Linked DNA regions of Homo sapiens: region 1 is linked to region 2. Evidence: chromatin loops called from intact Hi-C (ENCODE). Cell type or tissue: dorsolateral prefrontal cortex. All regions are shown on one strand.

Region 1 (2,500 bases), 240 kb before region 2:
TTTTCTCCTCTGGGTGTCACTACCTTCTCTGACAATGATGTGATGCATGCTTGACGCTTCCTCTCCTCCACTATTGCTCAAGGTCCACAGTTTACCAGTCCCAGGCGAGTGTGCAGGAGGACCAAGTCCAGGTTCTGAGCACCCAGGAACAGCGCTCACCCACCCAGGCTTACCCAGGCACAGTGCTCAACCCCACAGACACAGTGCTCGCCCACACATAGTCCTCGCCCAGGCACAGTGCTTGCCCAGGCACAGTACTCACCCAGACATAGTGCTTGCCCGCCCAGGCACAGTGCTCACCCAGGCACAGCGCTCACTCAGGCACAACACACACCCAGGCACAGTGCTCACTCAGGCACAGTACTCACCCAGACATAGTGCTTGCCCGCCCAGGCACAGTGCTCACCCAGGCACAGAGCTCACCCAGGCACAATACACACCCAGGCACAGTGCTCACTCAGGCACAGCACTCACCCAGGCACAGTACTCACCCAGACATAGTGCTTGCCCGCCCAGGCACAGTACTCACCCAGGCACAGCGCTCACCAAGGCACAGCACTCACCCAGGCACAGCGCTCACCCAGGCACAGTACTCACCTAGGCACAGTGCTCACCCATGTAGGTACAGTGTTCACCCGCCCAGGCACAGTGCTTGCCTGCCCAGGCACAGTGCTCACCCAGGCACAGTACTTGCCCAGGCACAGTGCTTGCCTCCCCAGGCACAGTGCTCACCCACCTAGGCAGTGCTCGCCAGGCCCGTGCCAGGCTCCACAATGCCACTCAGCACTGTGTTCTTCAGAACTGATTCCACGACCACGTGCCCCATCAATTGCCAGTGCCTTCTTGGCATTGCCTTCCTCAAAGGTGTTTGTGTGTTCCTTTTTAAAAAAGCGAGGAGCTACCTGGAGAGACCTGCCTGGTGAGCCTGAAAGCACACATTCTTAGAAGGATGACAATAACTCATCCTAGCTCTTCATCTCTGCCGTGGTGAAGGGCGTGAGACAAACGCAGCACCGGCTTCGTGGCTCGGTGAGTCGGCCACAGCAGCCCACAGGGACGTTCCAGCATCTCCTCACTAGATGGCGACGACCTCACAAGTTCCTAATCCATTGAGCCAGCACCTGTCCCAAGGCCAGCAACTGCTTCCAGCAGTTTCTTTAGGAAAAATATCCTGAGCAGTGCCTTGCCTTGTGGCTGAAACCATCCCTGCACCGGTCCTCACAGGAGAGGCCGAAGCTTGAGCCTGAGCTGGGGCATGCTGACCAGAGGGGCCTCACCCTGCCTGGCCCTGAGCTGCGGTTCACAATCCTGCATTATCTGCCAAGCAGAGGGAAAGGCACAACTGCAAACCACCTTCACTTGCAGCGAAGAAAAGCAAATCTGCTGCAGGCAGGAGCCCCCAGATCCCTCGCCGGGACCCACTCCACCCTGAGCAGCACGGACCTCAGGAGGCAACCAGGCCCCGAGACAAGGCCTTACAGCAACACCAGTCCAGTGTGGCCAGCAACCAGGTCTCCTCCCTAATACGGAACCCCATCTCATAAGTCAGCTTTATCATGTCTCTCATATCCCTCCTCCTTGCCCCTTTCCCCTTCTCTCTTCACTCTGTCTTCCCGCTTTCTTCCTTCTTCCCCACTCTCTCTTCTCCCTCTCTCCTCCTCTCTCCTGCTCTTCCTCTCCTTCTCCCTCTTTCCCCTTCTCCCCCTCTCTCCCTCCTCCTCTTTCCCTCTTCCTCCCCCCTCTCCCTGTCTCTCTCCCTCCCCTTTTCCTTCTTTCTCTGTCTCCTCCTCTCCACTCCTCTCCTTCTTCCCCTCTTCTTTCCCTCTTCCCCTCTTCTCTCTCTCCCTCTTTTCCTCTCCTTCTCCCTCTCCTCCTCTCCTTCTTCCTGTCTCTCTCCTTCCCCCTTTCCTTCTCTCTCCCTCCTTCTCTCTTCCCCTCTCCCCGCTCTCTCCTGCTCTTCCTCTCTTCTCCTTCCCCCTCCCTTCTCTCTCTTCGTCTCCTTCTCCTCTCCCTTCTTCTCTTCCCCTCTCCCCCACTCCCTGCCGCTCTTTTCCTTTCTCTCTCTCCCCTTCTCTCTTCCCCTCTCCCGCTCTCTCTCCCTCTTCCCCCTCCCCCTCTCCTTCTCTCTCTCCCCTTCTCTTTCTCTTTCTCCCTCCTCCTCCCCTCTCTCTCTCACACACACCCCTCCTCCACTCCTCCTTTCCCTCTAAAGCTTTCATGAGTTATTTCACAAGGAACACAAGTTCAAAACAGAAAACATGCTCTTCCCTTTCTCTTGTTCCCTATAACGTTTTTGTCAATCACTTCTTATATGAACCTAAGCTTTCTTACCCGTGAAATTTGAAAATCTTGTTTTTTTGCACCACATATGTGCACAGGATGTGTAAATCTGGACTATAAAATATAAATAACTTTTACAGTTGGTTGATAACTTTCAGTATCAGGTAAATAACATGAATCCCAGGTGGTCATGCCTCCAAAAGTTCCCTGCATCTGCAGC
Region 2 (2,500 bases):
CCTCGCGCACGTAGTTGCTGGGGAACCAGCCGGTCCGGCCGTTGAGTGTGCCCTCCCACCAGCCTCCCTCTTCCACACGGGTGACATGGATGACGTCTCCTTTTGAGAAGGAAAGCTCGTCCTCATTGGTCTGCTGGAAGTTAAACTTTGCTCTTACTACCAGTTGATTGTTGCTATTATCGGTCATGTCCTAAAAGGGGAAGAAGAGTGGGAGAAAAATTATACCAAGAACAGTCTACTTCATTATAAAATGGATTATACTTTACTAGTACAAAGGTAGCATAATTGCCCAACAGTAGAAATACATTTAGAGAAATTTCAGTTTCCTCCCTTCCAGTGCCCCATGACCACCACCAGCACCACTCCAGCCCCAGAGGACACCCTCTTCACAGCATTCAAAGGTCCTGGTCTGCCACTGTGATGCCTAATCAGACACATCCATGTGACAGAGACAGAGTCACACTACACGCACTTCTCCACAAGTCACAAAAGTTAAGACAACATGTCATTTATCTGGCAGTACTTACTGGTGCTTACATAACACTTAATGTTATGCTATATGACTATACCACTCATTATGGAACCCACTCTCCATTAGTGGATTTTTAGATTATTTCCAGTATATTTCCAGATACCATATACAGTACTTTCCTTGTGTAGACAAGGCTGCATTAAAAATATTTGTATGTCTATCTTTGAATATACCTGTAAACCAGCTATACATTAAATTCTGGTCAGAAGACATATTTATTACAGTTAACTTTTTAATACATCTTTCTAAATTGTCCTCCAAAAAGTTTCTACAAACTACACCAAGCAACATCCCCAGCAACAGTATCTAAAAGTGCTCATTTCAAACTTCCACCAACACTCAATATTGCCAAACTGACAAGAAACAGTACCTCGTATTTTAATTCGCATTTTTCTCAGAAACTGTGCATATTTTCAGATTTCTGAAAGGCAGAAAGAGGAAGGCAGAGGGGCTGGGGCCTGTTTGATTTCCATCTGCCCCGGACAGAGCTCTGGAGGCTGGAGATGCAGAACTACCAAAGCGCACAGCCTGACAACCCTAGGAGAAGCCTGCTCGTGCCGGCACAGGAGCAAGAAAAGGGCCGCCTGGCAGACCTCAGCCCCGGCCCACCCCTCTTCCCTACCACTGATGGTAAGCGAGCCCAGCCCACCTGCAACGCAGTGTCCCACAGACTGCACAGAACGTTCAGAGCTCTAGGGAACACCAGCGACATCAGCAGAGTCCAGGCCTCTATCCCCACCAGCAACATCAGCAGAGTCCAGGCCTCTATCCCCACCAGCGACATCAGCAGAGTCCAGGCCTCTATCCCCACCAGCGACATCAGCAGAGTCCAGGCCTCTATCCCCACCAGCGACATCAGCAGAGTCCAGGCCTCTATCCCCACCAGTGACATCAGCAGAGTCCAGGCCTCTATCCCCACCAGGTGGCAGCAGGTGATTCCATCTGCCCACACTGGCTTCTCCCTGCCCTCCACCCAGCCACAGGGAAGGCCTGAGACCACCCACACTTCTTGACATACAGCCCCCGCTCTACCACTAGCAGGCCAATCATCACCCCCCCATCCAGCAACACTCAGTCCCAGGGACTTGTGGGAAATAAAAGAACTTCAAACACTGGTATCAGTCTCAGAAGCTGAGTCTAAGAGGGCAGAGCTGAAAAGCAGGGTAAGAAAATATGGCTCAGAATATCCCAAATTTGACAGAAGACATAAATATACCAATCCAGGAACCTGCGTGAACCCCAACTAGTATAAACCTAAAGAAATTCAAACCAATTCATACCATAAATTAAACTTCTGAAAACTAAAGACAAAAAAGTTATTAATAAAACAGACACCTGCAGATATACAAGATCTCAAAAATTTACCTCCCACGCACCACTTTCTGAAGGAGTTAAAAATGTGCTTCTCCAAAACAGGGGAATTAACAAAAAAACTGAAAAGAAAGAGGCAGAGGAGATCTACACAGTCAGGGGGAGTGTCCCAGGTGACAATGGAAGGCGGCTCAGAGGCAGCAGCTGTGCGGCCAGCCTGGCTCACAACCAAGAGAGATTCAAGTAGGGCACAGGCTCCAAGAGCTTAGTTAATCGGGAAGAGAAGAGAAAAATTAATGTGTTTGAATGTCAAAGAGACCCTTAGAAATACGCAAAAGACTAGATCTGCAACCTGCAAAACATACACAGAAAACTAAACAAAGAAACGAGAATTACTAATTCTCGAAAACAAAATATTAGAAAGGTAAGAACAGTCATAGCATACAACGTGGCTCTGCTCCAAATATTATTCGCCTCGTCATGTTACCCTGAACACCGATCTCAGTGAAACCAGGGTGGAACTCAGCCATGGGGACGACAGGCCTAGGCATTTATGCAGGTCAAGGGGCCAGGGGAGGAAAACAGCACCAGCCCCTCTTTCTCTGTGGGAGTCCACATTGATATCACCCCAAATTAAGGAAAAACAAAAAAAAAGGG

The links. Hi-C counts contacts between places; a loop is a spot of excess contacts. Peaks named below come from ENCODE experiments on the same cell type or tissue, not always from the same donor. Only the 100,000 strongest peaks of a DNase experiment are listed, where the experiment ranks them.
Region 1: it touches region 2 in a loop (3-fold over the local background); 3 of 110 quality-filtered maps call a loop at or near these places.

What each region holds. Positions count from the first base shown.
Region 1 is chr13:111,459,291-111,461,790 of GRCh38, reverse strand. No RefSeq gene overlaps it. Among named protein-coding and RNA genes, the nearest start is that of LINC02337, 140 kb to the left of the region's middle. In dorsolateral prefrontal cortex, a CTCF peak has its summit at 1,086 (motif pointing right); a DNase peak (open chromatin) is centred at 1,080; H3K27me3 peaks cover 685 bases.
Region 2 is chr13:111,215,369-111,217,868 of GRCh38, reverse strand. It overlaps ARHGEF7 (Rho guanine nucleotide exchange factor 7), which reads right to left. Exons shown (of 22, transcript NM_001354046.2): 5 at 1-190. Among named protein-coding and RNA genes, the nearest start is that of ARHGEF7-AS1, 68 kb to the right of the region's middle. RefSeq lists an enhancer at 2,395-2,500. In dorsolateral prefrontal cortex, a CTCF peak has its summit at 1,490 (motif pointing right); DNase peaks (open chromatin) are centred at 16 and 1,471; H3K4me3 peaks cover 908 bases; H3K27ac peaks cover 2,419 bases.